Regions from separate parts of the Homo sapiens genome. Here region 2 is linked to region 1. A link is a loop called in an ENCODE intact Hi-C map of the cell type or tissue named here. Cell type or tissue: psoas muscle. All regions are shown on one strand. Links, peaks and the distances in the headings refer to the core of each region. The heading gives the core; the rest is flanking DNA.

Region 1 (7,060 bases), core at 1,612-4,111:
TGCCATGCTTTATGGAAACCGAGCAGCAGCCTACATGAAGCGCAAGTGGTGAGTGGCCACTGCAGAGGGGATCTGGGTCAGGATGAGGGAGAAAGCAGCTGGACCAAAAGGCAGGGGCCTGATGGAGCCAAGTTGCCAAGGCATCCAGGGAAAGTGGCAAGAACATATTGCTGCCTCTTAGGGCTTCTTGGCCTCTCCTCCCCACCTCCAGGCTAATGGTGGGCAGGCACCTGACCCATTAATCAGGAAGTCTCAAGCACTAAGGAAGCTCACAGTTACGTGGAACATGTTCAAAACTAGTTTCTACATGGCATATTATTATAAAGTGCTGTGGCCCCTGGGGAAGTATGAGTTGAGGACTGTTAGTCCCAACTGTTGGAGAATTGGACTTTGAAGAGCAGTGGAATCTTGCTAAGTGGAAATGAGGGGTTTGGTGAATTCAGTTGGTATGTGTCTAAAATATTCTGCAGTCCCTTGCCCCTCTAAGGCTTGCTTTCTGTGTTCTTAGACCCTTTGGACTGAGTACAAACCATATCCCAGAGATCCAAAGCTGGCTATGGGTCACGCTAGGGTATGGTGGCTGGTAATAAAGAAGTAGACCATATCTGAAAGAACTCCTCATCTTTGGAGACCATCAGGGCCCCCAGCCCTACTGCCTGCAGCACCAGCAGGCAAGCAGACATGCAGACCCCGCCCCCCCATCCCCCAGCCAGGGCCAGGACTAGAGATGGATAGAGCTGGGCCCACAGCCATTTCTGCTCCGTCTGGCATCCGTCGGCTCTGCCCAGACAGACAGGCCAGCTGGTGTGCCATCGTCTGGCTGCAACTCGGCAGGCCAGAGAGGGAAACTTAAGAAACCCACCCAAGTCAGCAGGATGGTAATGCTAGGTGGGGGTGGGGAAGATGCTGTCCCCCGGCCTTAGCTAAGGCATCAGGAGTTGGCCAAGGGCTCAGGTGGTAGCCAAACCCAGGAGATGACTGTTTTGGATGAATCGTGAGTTGATTCACCTCTCTGTCCAACAAACAGTTGGGTAGAACTCAGTGGTCCTCATCCAGGCTGTAGGCTAAGAGCTCAGCTTCACTCCTGCATTCTTGCTAAGAGAGGTTGGTGATTTCCTAATCCATATGTGCCCTCAGCATGTTCTCTGAGCTCCTACTATGTGCTAGGTACTAGGAACACAAAGTTCTATCACTCTGAGTTCCTGTGCTCCAGAGGAGCCTCTCCAGACAGTGGGTAAAGTGGTGGACATAGTTCAGCATTAAAGAGATAGGAAGCAGTGAGTCTTGTGAATGGTCAGGTAAAGGGCTGTGGGCATCAAGAAAAGTTGGGTCGCTTTAGCTGGGGAGCAGGGAAGCATCAGAAAGACATGGCGTCTGAATGGGCTTTAAGTGTAGGCAGGCTTAGACAGGAGATGAAGGAGAGGAGGGGCCTGTGGGGGAAGGACATTCCAGGGAGATGAAATGGTGTGAACAAAGGCATGGGGGTGGGGGACTGACTGAAGAGCTTGTTTGCAGAACAGCAAATCCATTTGGCTGGAGCAGAGGGTTCGGAAAGGGACTGGCAGGAGATGAGTCTGTGAGGTAGCCTGGGGCCGGCCTAGGGAGAGCTTGGAATGCAGAGCGGTGACGTTGGCCTCGATTCAGTGCATGATGGGCAGCTACTGGAGAGTTCTGAGCAGGAGAGGGATGTGCCGAGGGCTGTCCTTTCAGGGAGATTGATCTGGCAGTGAGTCTAGGAAGGGTGAGCCCTGGGGCCAGCCTGCTCTCTACCCCCATCCCCACATGCCTGCCAGTGACCCCTAGAATGTCACATTCTGTCCTGGGCCAGTCTCCCCAGGGCTGCCATCTGCTCCTGGATGCAGTGGGAGCTGTCACCCTCTGGCTCCTGGCTGGTCTCTGGTCTGGCTCTCCCCAGGAGCTCAGAGGGGCACCTTGCAGGCAGTAATTGGGTTTCCAAACAGTGCCTGCTCCTTCGTCAGAGCCACTCATCCTGACGCAGGCCACGCCATTGAAGCAGCTCTGTTTCCTGCCTGCCCCCACATGGGCTGAGCTGCTGGTTCCTGGTCTGAGCGTGGCTGTTCCGAGGACTGGGTGCTCCCTCTGAGTGCTGCAGAAGGAGGCTCAGGAAGAACCTTCCCATGTCAGGCCTGCCTTAGCCATGCCGGATTGTTGTGAGCTGTGCCCTTGGAGAAGGGGCCATTAACTCTAAGGGGTGCCTCTTACTGCTGCTTGGCACAGTTGGGTCCTAGGCCTACTCCAGCCCAGCTGAAAAAAAAAAATGGCTTCTGAAGAAGCAGTTCCTGTGGCCTGTCTGGCTCTCCAGACAAGAGGCAAGGACAGGTCTGTGGGTGCTGGGGGAGTATGCTTCCTATATTCTGGCACAGGGTGGGAAAAGGAGGGGCTTCTCTGACCTCCTTTCACTTCCTCTTTCCCCGCTTCCCCATCAAAAGCACTCCCACTTCCCTTCATCCATGCTTCAGGAGGTTGGAGAAGTGAGTGGGGACGATTTGGAGCTCCTGGTGTGCACAACCCCCCTTACCATCAGCTTCCAGAGAGCTGACTCTGCCAGACTGTCAGGCCCCATCCTCCAGCCCCAGGAGGTAGAGGCCACAGCTGCTGTGGATCAGTCAGCCAGGACAGGGGGGGGTCTGGCTGAGGGCTTGCTGCCTGCTGGTCAGACCCTGCGTCCCCAGCCTGACACTTCTGGCTTCCCCAGACCACAGAACTGTCCTTGAGGGCCCCCTGCCTTGGATGTGGCTTTGAAGGCCAGCCGGGGGTGATTTGAGAAGGTGGATGGGGGAAGAGAGAAGGAGGGCTTGGGGAGCCTGTGGTGGGCAAGATGCCAGGCCTTCTGCTGCAGAGCTGCGGGTGCCTGGGGTGAGCCAGTGTGCAGTTGCACTCTGTGCCCAGCAGAGGGCAGCCTGACACCAGCTTTTGCCACCCTCAAGACCTCAGGGTTTCCTGGCTTGCTCCTTAACCATACTCTGTCTCCTGATGGGGGAGGCCTGGGCTGAGCCAGGATTCTCTTCGTCCTCAAGTCCCCTTGCCATGAGATCTGTCAGTGGTGGGCTGGGGTGGCCACAGGAAGCAGAGGAGACTGAATGGGGACCCCTTGCTTGCCACGTGGCTCCACCTCCAAGCCGCTCTTCCCTGCCTTCCCAGGGATGGTGACCACTATGATGCCCTGAGGGACTGCCTCAAGGCCATCTCCCTAAACCCATGCCACCTGAAGGCACACTTTCGCCTGGCCCGCTGCCTCTTTGAGCTCAAGTATGTGGCTGAAGCCCTGGAGTGCCTGGACGACTTCAAAGGGAAATTTCCGGAGCAGGCCCACAGCAGCGCTTGTGATGCATTGGGCCGCGACATCACAGCTGCCCTCTTCTCTAAAAATGATGGTGGTGAGTGGGCACTGAGGAGGGGGTGCTGTTACTCTTTCTCTTTGAGATGCTGCATGACATTCTGGAGAGGTCATGGTTCTGGGATTGGAGAGGCCTGGGTTCAGATGTTGATTCAGAAACCATGCAACTTTGGGGCAGTTACTTGGTGTCTCTCTCAGAGTGTTTCCTGGTCTGAAAAGGAGGCATGCCAGCACCTCCCACTGAGCGTTTCTATTGAGGATCAGCATGTTTAAATGGCATGTTTAAAGCACCTGGGGGAGTGCCTGGTGCCCAGGATAGGAGGAAGCTGAGCTCAGTCAGGCTCCCGCTAGGCATTCACACCTGCTTAGACAGGGCCCTGGTGGTTCCACTTGGGCATCTGAGAGGCAGAAGCTGGTCATTGTGTTTGTTCCGAGTGTACAAGTGCAGCAGAGACAATAGCGCAGAGCAGTAGAAATGCCTCAGGCTTGGAATGTGGGGCCTCGGTTCCAAATGCAGCTCCACCACCTGACTGTGTGGCCTTGAAGAAAGCACAGCCTCTCTACCTACCTGCACAAAGAGCACGAAGCCCTGCCCAGCTCCCCTCAGTGTGCTGGAGAATGAACTGGGCCATCGGAGTGTGGTCTGTAAACGTGAACGGTGAGCTCATAGGAGGCAGACATGGATCTTCACCTCTCTCCTTTGCAGTTTACCAACCACGTGATAAATTAATTTGTTTAATGAATAGTTATCAGACACCTGCCATGTGCCAGGCACTGTGCTGGGTCCTGGGAATAGAGCTGTGACTAAGTCACGTGGAATTTCTGTGTTTATGGCATTTACAGTCTAGTGAAGGAACCAAGTGATAAAGGAGAAACAAAAAAGTATGACAAGTGCCATGGGGACCTGAATGGTGTGCATGCTGGGAGGGGGTGGGCTTGATGGCATTCTGGGGTTCTTCAGGAAGAAACATTTAAACTAAGATCTAAAGGATCCAAAGGAAGCATTAACTAGATACAAAATATAGCTGTGTGGCCTAGCGCGGTGGCTCACGCTTATAATCCCAGCACTTTGGGAGGCTGATGTGGGAAAATAGCTTGAGCCCAGGAGTTCAATATCAGCTAGGACAACATAGCAAGATCCCATCTCAACAAAAGAAAAATTAAAAAAAATTAGCCAGGGGTGGTGGCACACACCTGTAGTCCCAGCTCCTCGGGCAGCTGAGGCAGGAGGATCACTTGAGCCCAGGAGGTCAAGGCTACAGTGAGCCATGATCACACCACTGCACTCCAGCCTGGGTGACAGAGCAAAATCCTGTCTCAAACAACAACAACAACAAAATGTAGCTGTGGGAGATGCAGAGCTCCTGGCATATGAACCAGCATGCTCCAAGGCCCTGAAGCAGGTATGAGTGAGTCACTTTTAAGGAACTGAGAAAACTTGTGTGACTTTACCTGTCACTTAACTGATCAGTGACTCTCATTTGGGACCCTAATAACTTGTCTTCCAGAGGGTAAGGGCATGGTCCTTACTGCCCTAAGTGCCATGAATCTGTTTATAAAAGTCACCCAGGCTGGGCTCGGTGGCTCATGCCTGTAATCCCAGCACTTTGGGAGGCCAAGGCAGGTGGATCACCTGAGGTCAGGAGTTTGAGACCAGCCTGGCCAATGTGGCGAAACCCCGTCTCTACTAAAAATACAAAAATTAGCTGGGCGTGGTGGCACGTGCCTGGTAGTCCCAGTTACTCAGGAGGCTGAGGCAGGAGAATCGCTTGAACCTTGGAGGTGGAGGTTGCAGTGAGCCGAGATCACGCCACTGCACTCCAGCCTGCGTGACCATCTCAAAAAAAAAAAAAAAAGTCATCCATTCTCTCTTTGCTAGTGCCTCACTCTACCCTCCCCTGCCTCTTACCTCCACAGAAACAGACTTTGAGTCTCTGCATCTTTGGGGCTTTCAGGCCCTCATTTAGGGACCTGAACCAGGGCCCTCCTGGCATCAAAGGTCTCCTCTTGAACATCCTCAGGGGCTAGATCCAAAGATGCATCTTCCTCACAACCTTTCCCCAGTTTTCCAGGATAAGGGTGGAGGCAGGTAGCTCTATGTTGTCAGACTTTGGACTGAAAACAGAGCCATAGGTGGGGGAAAATAGGGAAGGAGAGAAAGGAACAAGGCGCTTACCTTTTCTGGATCTCTGCCCCCAGAGGAGAAGAAGGGACCTGGTGGCGGCGCCCCAGTCCGCCTCCGCAGCACGAGCCGCAAGGACTCCATCTCAGAGGATGAAATGGTGCTGCGGGAGCGAAGCTACGACTATCAGTTCCGCTACTGCGGCCACTGCAACACCACCACGGATATCAAAGAGGCCAATTTCTTTGGCAGGTCCGAGGCCCTGAAGAGGAGGGTGCAGCCCAGTTGGCAGCGGGAGGTTGAGTGGGGAGTGTTGGGGCATAATGGTTTCAGAGAAGAATCTCAAATCCCTGCTCTGCCTCTGTACCCTTGGGCAAATGGCTTCACCTTTGTCAGCCTCTAAAGTTTTTTAATCTATGAAATGACCAACCTGCCATGCCCATTTATGAGGCCATAACAAGGACTAATAAGATAACCCAAGTAGAGCCTCCAGCGCAGTGCCTGAACTACTCCTTCATCCCCCACCTCCTTCTCCCTCTGTCTGCATGTGCCAGAGCTTGGTTTCTTTATCTGCATTCAAGGAACCTCCCTCTGCTTGAGAGTATGAGGCAGCAGCCCTCCAAGGCTGGGAATCTTGGCACATCTGTTTTGTGCTCAAAACTGTGCCCTGTGTACTAAGGGACAAACTCTGTGTTTCAGACACCATCATCCCCACCCCTCATTTGTAGATGTACTTTCTTTGGGTAGGTGAGACACATGAACATGAATCAAGAATCTCTCCATAGGCCAGGCACAGTGGCTCATGCCCGTAATCCCAGCACTTGGGGAGGCTGAAGCAGGAGGATCGCTTGAGCCCAGGAGTTTGAGACCAGCCTGGACAGCATAGACCCCCATCTCTACAAAAAATGTTTTAAATTATCTGGGTGTGGTGACGTGCACCTGTAGTCCCAGCTATTCAGGAGGTTGACATTGGAGGACCAGTTAAGGCCACAGTGAGCCATGATCATGCCACTGTACTCCAGCTTGGGTGACAGAATGAGACCCTGTCTCTAAGAAAAAAAAAGAATCCATCAAGATGCCCTCTAAATGTCAGTGGTGTGTGAGGGGCAGGGGGAGTCTGGATGCCAGAAGCCTGGAACTGCTCAGGGGAGGCTTAAAACAGGGTATTTTGGAGACCCGAGAGATGATGTAAGATGATCCTGGCCCAAGGAGGTAATAATGAACTATAGGGGAGACTGTCTTGGAGAAATCCAGGTAGTCGCTGGCCCTAGGTTTAAGAGAACAGTGACCAGGGCTATATACCTGGAGGAATTCTGGGTCAAGTGCACACCCCAGCGTGTGGGGGACTGAGTGGCTGCAGACTTCCTTGCTCCCCCTTTACCTAGGCCATGCAGCCTCTACTTGAGGCTGTAGGGCAGTACCCCACCTGACCTCCCTGCCCTTTGCCCCCCCGCCAGCAACGCTCAGTATATCGTCAGTGGCTCTGACGATGGCTCCTTCTTCATCTGGGAAAAGGAGACCACCAACCTGGTCCGTGTGCTCCAAGGGGATGAGTCCATTGTCAACTGCCTGCAGCCACA
Region 2 (7,060 bases), core at 2,571-5,070, 200 kb before region 1:
ACTCCTGCCCAAACAGCACTTGCATGGAGAGGAGGATGGACAGATGGGCCGAGGACCCATGGCCCAGTCCCCTGCAAAAAGGGACACTCTGACTATTGCACAATCCTGGGGGAGTGCCCCAGGGACAAGGGGAAGGAGTGTGTGTGGGCAAAGGTCTCTGGGGGCCCAGGATTCTGCCCAATCCACCAGCCCCAGGGGACAGGGGATCCTCAGGGGAGGCCTTCTCCCCCCCACCGCCTCCACAATGGGCTCCACAGCAGGCAGGGTGTGGTACACACAAGGGAAAGGTTCCAGGGGCCAAACCCAGGGTGGGGGAAGTAAGAGCAGGCCAGCAGGACTGGAGGTCAGGCCCAAGAGCTAGGCAGGTGCCAAGAGGCCAGCATCTGTGAGGCTGGAGAGACTCTTGATTAGGAGTGGGAGTTACTTCTGATGTCACAGTCTTCGAGCAACAGTTAAGAGCCCAGCAGGCAGAGAGACGTGGGGGAGGGGTTGGACAGACAGGCACAGATGAGGAAGGGTAATTCTGGAGTGTGAGGAGGGAGTTAGAGGCAGAGCACTGTTCAGCCAGGGGTTTTCAAAATGTTTTAAAAACAGGAGCGCCCTCTGTGCAAACAATCATATATAGGAGTGTGAACAAACAAAACTTAAAAAGGCAGCACATTCTGGAGCCACGGCCAGTCCTTCCCCTAGCAGCTTCCCCTGAGGGGCCCAGTGGTCCCCGTGGGAGCACAGTTCGAAAAGCTCTGAGTCACGTCACTGTCACCGTAGAAACCACCCCTGCTCCAGGCAGAGACACTCAGAGATGCCCTCAGCCCGCAGCTCTGAGTAAGGACAGGTTGGGTGGTGGCCAGGGTGACAGAGCTGGCAGGAGGAGTGTGAGACCTTGGTGGGTCAGCAGTCCCTCCCCCAGCCATGTGCCTGGTACCCCTGGTTTGTCCCCTGATAAAGCAGGGCCTACTCAAGGGAGGCCTCAGCTCCCTCCCTTCCTGGGTGGGACCACAGCTGAGCCAGAGACTCTTTGGTTAGAAACTAAGATTGGTCTGAATGAGGAGGAGGATGAGGCAGAGGGAGGAGCCTCCGAGGCCCTAGTCCAGGTCCGGGAGAAGCCTGGATCTAGGGAGGGGCAGGGCCGGCCTCACCAGCCCCAGCAGTTCTGCCAAATGGATTGGGGAGGCAGCTCTGGTGGGGAGGATGCTTCCCGGGAGGCGGCAGGGGAGGAGCTGTGCTGGGGTGGGGGCTGTGGGCCCAGCTGCCATGCGGTAGGGGGAGGGGCAGGGCCAATCCGGGTCAGGAAGGGCAAGGGGAGCCCCCAGCAGCCCCTGCTCTGGTGGAAGAGTCTGTGAGGGGACAGGCGCTGCCTGCTGGCCCTGGTGTTACTGCCCCTTGGGGAAGAACGGTTCTCCCTCCCCAGGCTCAGGGTGTGGGCCTGGGTCACTGAGGCAGCGCTGTATCCTCTGGGAGCTGGGGCTGTCACTGGGCGCGGGGGTGAAGACATCGTCGGTTCCTGGGGACGAAGTCTCCTTGCTCCGCATCATGATGCCCCCATCGTCGTCCTCGTCCTCCTCAGCCACCTTTGCAGGATCCCGGCTCAACCCTAAGACTTTGCCCTTCAGCTCTTCATTCACCAGGTCCACAGACTCGGGTGACTGCGGGGAAGCCGGGTCGATGGTGATGACAGGCAGGTCCTCCTTCGGCTCATAGGCCAGTGGGTCTGGGGACCAAGAGCAAGGCACAAGCTGGGTTCCGCTCTGGAGCCCGGCCCAGCACGTGCCACTCGGCCGCGTCAGTGCCTCCTTCAGGCCTTCTCATGAGCACAGCCGTCCCGGTCCCAACAGGCCTCAGAAGCAGGCCTCTGCGACCTTCCACCCCACAGCTTCTCTTCCTCAGACTGTGGCCCTCTCCTTTGACAGGGGCTCCCAGAGGTGTCCCTCCACAGGCCAAGGCCTGGGGCTCCTCCCTGAGTCAGTCTGCCCTGGGGCCCTGCCCTCACGTTCCCCACACGTGTTGGGGGTCTCGATGGGGCAGATACCCTGCCTTCCTGCCAGGCACCGTGGCTCTCCCAGCTCCCCACACAGTCCTCGCCCGGAACGTCTCTCTCCCTAGGGATGGCCCCTGACGTAGAAGCAGCTCATGGCTTGGGAGGGGATCCTGAGGTCAGCGAGGGCCAGGCCTGTCCTCCCAGTGGCTGAGGACTGTTCCTGTGGAGCCCCATCCTCAGGAGGTGGCAGCTCAGAGTGCCCAGTCCTGAGGCCCCTCGCCAGGCCCTTACCTGAGCCGATGCGGGCCCGAGACATGGTGGGTGAGTCCAGCTTGTGGGCTGGCACCGTCAGGTAGTTGTTGATCTGACAGAGAGGACAGACGGGGTGAGCACAGGCAGCTGGGCAGAGGGAGCCCCTCAGGACAGAACCCGGCCAGTGCACACCCCACCTTTCGTATATGCAGGGCGCTTGCTCCCCCTCCCTTGTGCCTGTGTGGGCACCCGTACTGGCCCCTCAGGAGCTCCTAAGGGCTCATCCCAGGCTCCTGTCACAGCCTCCCTGAATACACCTACACTGCTCAGCCTTAAATCCACCCATTCCTCTGTCCCCTGCCACTGCCCTAACCCAGGCCATGCCCCACAACCCCACGCCAATCCCTTGCTTAGAACTCATGGCTCTCCATGCCCTTACACTGCTAAAAGCCCCTCGAAAGCCAAACCCTGTTCCTAGAATGGGTACATTTCCTTAGAGGCTGTGGCGGAGCTTGGGCGAGTGGGGTGGGATACAGATTCCCAGAGGAAGGCAGAGGCTACCTTCTGCTCCAGCTGCCGGGCCTTCTGCCTCCGGAGCAGCATCTGGTTCCAGGCTTCCTCGTAGGGGTCTGCCACCAGCGTGTGTCTGTTGTAGGACCGCAGCTGTGGGAGGGACAGCGTCAGGGCAGTGCGGGCCCCGGAAGGCTCTGCTCATGGAGGGGTGGGGGCAGTGCTGGAGGCCGGGCCAGTCCTGGGGTGGGTGCCGAGGGGCACGGGCAGGGCAGGGCTGCCGTAGAGAGGGGCTGAAGGGCTCCTGTACCCTGGGGGTCGGGCTGGGGAGCAGGCCCTCACCCGCTGCCTGGTCTTCTGCAAGTTGTTCCTCAGGATTTTGCGGATCTCCTCCTCCTTGTCCTTGGACAGTGCTGGCAGGATGCGCTCGGAAGGCAGGGACTTGGGGTGGATGTTCCTGGGGCAATAGGGCATCGGTTAGGTCCCCAAGATTCTTGGGATCCTGGTGCCTCCCAGGTTTGGCCAGAAGGAAGTCACCCTAGGGATGACCCAGGTGGGCGCCAAAGCCTCAGGTCCTTGGTGCGAGCCCACAGCTCTCTTGTCCGCCCCAACAGGACAACAGAAGACCCCGCCCCCCAGGTGGCCACCTCCAACCGGGCTTGAGGGGCCGGTGTGTGGGAGCAGAAGCTGCCTGGTTGCCCCAGCACTCACTGCATGGAGACGGTGGAGACGGCAGAGGGGATCTTGCCCATGCCCCCGCTCTCCACCAGCTCGATGGCCTGCTTCATCTCCATCTTGTGGTAGAAGGCAATGAGCTGGGGCTCCTTGGAGCGCTCGCCAGCTATCAGACACTTCTTCACATATTTCTTATTAAACCGGTTGAGCCTGGTGGGAGGAGGAGGGAGACGGATGGCGCCAGCTTCCAGGAGTGGGGAGATGCCCAGGCCCAGGAGACCCTTGCCTGCCCCTCCCTGCCTGCCCACCAGGCCTGCCACCTACTTGTCCTTCCAGTGGTGGTGACCGTAGTGGCCACAGATGTCTTCGATGCCTGTCAGAAGGTGGTCCAGGAACTGAAAGGGGCCCAGGGCCAAGTCAAGCCTCGCTGTGGGGCGCCTTCCCTACCAAGACCTCTGACTAGCCCCACTCCCTCCCGTAGCTGCAGCCCTGCTGGGTCCAGCCCTGTGGTTCCATGAGCAGCCAGGAGGTGGCGCCCACACTCCACTCATCGAACCCAGCGGCCCTGACTCTGGGTATCTCGAAGCCTTGCCTGTGTCCGGCTGAGCCCCCTTCTCTAATCCCACCTGGGACCTATGCCTGGGATAGGTTTCAAATGGAGGCAGAGATGGCATGATGCCCCCTCCTCAGGCTCCCAGCTGCTCACACCACACCTTCCTATGGCTAGACCCTGGCGGCCTCCTGGGGCAGAGGGAGCCCCTGGGCACTGGCACAGGGAGAAGGGGCTGATGGGGGGCAGAGACTTGAGGCCCAGCTGCTCCCTATCTCCCTGTTCCTCCTTCTGCAACCAAGGGCCCAGCCCGCACTCCAGTACCTGTGTGTGGATCTCTTCGTTGATGGAGCGCTTCGTCTCTTGCTTTTTCTTCACAGCCAACAGGTCTACCAGGGGCCGAATGGTCATGCCCTGGGGGGCAGGCAGGTGTCAGGCACTCCAGTTCTGCTACCCAGGCAGGGAGGCCACAGAGCCTCCCTCCCTCACCCCAGGCCCCCAAGGCTAGGATGCCCTCTCTGCTCTGCTCTCTCCCAGGACCCAAGGGTGTGAGAACTCTCCCACCTCCCAGCACTTATCTAAAGACAGGTCCTTAAGGCCTGCTTCTTCCTGGAGACACGGTCAGAGGTTTCACTGCCAAATGACCCCCACACTGGTCATCTGGCCTGGGCCAGGCAGCAGACAGCCTGGGTTCAGATGTGGACTGCACCACAGACTTGCTCTGCAACCCCATGGAAGTCAGGCCCCACACACAGGGAAAACTACCTCTGCACTGCCTCCCCACCAGGACTGTGAGGAGGACCGAGTAATAACAGCAGCAGCAGATGGAACTGCACACCTGCCATGTGACCAACACACGTGCTTGGAAGTGTTCTAGCATCAATCAGCTCTCCAATATCCGCAACACTAAGAGGGAGGTCCTTCCATTGTCTCTATTTAACAGATGCAGAAACTGAGGCTCAGAGAGGATAAGCAGCTTTCTAAGATCCCAGAGAAGCAGTAAAGCCATGATTTAAACCCAGGCAGGCTGGCTCTGGAGGGAGGCCCCCTCCCCAATGTTGCCTTCAATGAAAATGGGCTTGGAAAATCATTAGCACATACAACTGCAAAATCAAGGTAAAAAAAATTTTTTGAAGATGGAAGCAGGGCAAGAGGACAAAAGTGGCAGCCTCCTCCTCTTTTTTTTTTTTTTTTTTTTTTTGAGATGGAGTCTTGCTCTGTCACCCAGGCTGGAGTGCAGTGGTGCGATTTCAGCTCACTGCAACCTCCACCTCCCGGGTTCAAGTGATTCTCCTGCCTCAGCCTCCCAAGTAGCTGGGATTACAGGCGGCTGCCACCACGCCCAGCTAATTTTTGTATTTTTAGTAGAAACAGGGTTTCACCATGTTGGCCAGGCTGGTCTGGAACTCCTGACCTCAGGCGATCCGCCTGCCTCGGCCTCCCAAAGTGCTGGGATTACAGGCATGAGCCACCGCGCCCAGCCTCTCTCCTTTTTCTTAACTCGAGAGAGAGTCTCACTCTGTCACACAGGCTGGAGGAGTCACACAGGCTCAATCACAGCTCACAGCTGCCTCAATCTCCTGGGCTCAAGCTATCCTCCCACCTCAGCTTCTCAAGTACCTGGGACTTACAGGTGTGTACCACCATACCCACTAATTTTTTTTTTATTTTTTGTAGAGACAAGGTTGCCATGTTGCCTAGGCTGCTCTTGAACTACTGGGCTCAAGGGATCCTCCTGCCTCGGCCTCCCAAAGTCCTGGGATCATAGGCGTGAGCCACTGCACCAGGGTCCCCTCTCCCTTTAAAGGACAGAAAATAAGCCCAGCCCCAGGTTTCCCCTATTTTTTTTTCTCAAGAGAATGCAAAGATGTATCCCATCTAGGGCTTTTTGAGTATCAGTGCCCAGAAAAGACAGAAAGGATGGTAAAGAAATGGAGGCTCAGACAGAGTGTTTCTTATTTGCCCAAGGTCAGGCAAAGTCAGGTAAGGCAGAGCAATTTGCACCATCACAGGCTGGGCTTCCTTGGGGACCTTAGGCAGGAGAGTGGCTGTCAGCTAAGCCTGAGCCGTTTAAATGTACAGAAATCACTGAGCAGCAGGCTGGAAGGATTCTTGGGAATCATCTCGCCTGGTTCCCTCACTTTACAGATGGGAACTGAGACCCAGAGAAGAGTGGGGGTCTTTCTTAGGGTCAGAGGGACACCAACACAGAGCTAGGGCTGACTCCAGGCCTCCTGCTGCCTGGCTCATAGCCCTTTCCAGTTCCCCATGCTGTGATATTATTCCCATTTTACAGATGCAGAAACTGAGACCCTAAGATATGAAATCTCTTGCCTAAAGCCCTACAATGAGTTAGTAGCAAAGAGAGATCTTGGGCCTGTTGACTGTACCCACTTCTCTCTCTTTTTCTTTTTTTTTGAGATGGAATTTCACTCTTGTTACCCAGGCTGGAGTGCAATGGCGCAATCTCAGCTCACTGCAACCTCCACCTCCTGGGTTCAAGTGATTCTCCTGCCTCAGCCTCCCAAGTAGCTGGAATTACAGGTATGCATCACCATGCCCACTAATTTTGTATTTTTAGTAGAGACGGGGTTTCACCATGTTAGTCAGGCTGGTCTCAAACTCCTGACCTCAGGTGATCCACCCCCTCAGCCTCCCAAAGTGCTGGGATTACAGGCGTTGAGTCACCGTGCCCGGCCAGTACCCACTTCTCTTAATGCTCTATGAGTTCCAAATTAAGTTGGGCAGCATTCTGGTTCCTTTACATTCTGATCAGTCACTCTGCAATGACTCATCACAATTCTCACTTTACGATTGAAGAAACTGAGGCCCAGAAAGGGGGAGTGGCTCGCCCAAGGTCACACAGCAAGTTAGTGGTGGAGCTGGGACTAGAATCGCATTTCAAATCACACGCTTTCCTCTCTTTCCACGGGAACAGCCTGTGAGGGTCCCCAAGGCAAGGGCCTGCCCTGCCCTGGCCCAGCACCTGCACAAAGACGGTGAAGAAGATGACAGTGATGATGGCAGTGAGGAACAGGTCACACATGGGGAAGTGCTTCTTGTCCAGGAGGTAGCCCAGAGAGAAGGCGATGGCC

The links. Peaks named below come from ENCODE experiments on the same cell type or tissue, not always from the same donor. Only the 100,000 strongest peaks of a DNase experiment are listed, where the experiment ranks them.
Region 2: it touches region 1 in a loop (3-fold over the local background); 108 of 110 quality-filtered maps call a loop at or near these places.

The regions. Positions count from the first base shown.
Region 1 is chr1:27,298,064-27,305,123 of GRCh38, forward strand. WDTC1 (WD and tetratricopeptide repeats 1) reads left to right here. Exons shown (of 16, transcript NM_001276252.2): 12 at 1-48; 13 at 3,163-3,398; 14 at 5,558-5,732; 15 at 6,938-7,060. Among named protein-coding and RNA genes, the nearest start is that of TMEM222, 21 kb to the right of the region's middle. RefSeq lists enhancers at 1,259-1,772, 2,595-2,654, 2,800-3,312, 3,313-3,826. In psoas muscle, for the core only: a CTCF peak has its summit at 2,913 (motif pointing right); DNase peaks (open chromatin) are centred at 1,938 and 2,888; H3K27ac peaks cover 722 bases.
Region 2 is chr1:27,098,934-27,105,993 of GRCh38, forward strand. SLC9A1 (solute carrier family 9 member A1) reads right to left here. Exons shown (of 12, transcript NM_003047.5): 5 at 6,952-7,060; 6 at 4,290-4,379; 7 at 3,740-3,810; 8 at 3,452-3,625; 9 at 3,083-3,197; 10 at 2,792-2,893; 11 at 2,270-2,342; 12 at 1-1,711. The coding sequence ends at 1,374. Among named protein-coding and RNA genes, the nearest start is that of SLC9A1, 53 kb to the right of the region's middle. RefSeq lists enhancers at 2,890-3,748, 3,749-4,607, 6,144-7,060. In psoas muscle, for the core only: a CTCF peak has its summit at 3,940 (motif pointing right); DNase peaks (open chromatin) are centred at 3,399 and 3,948.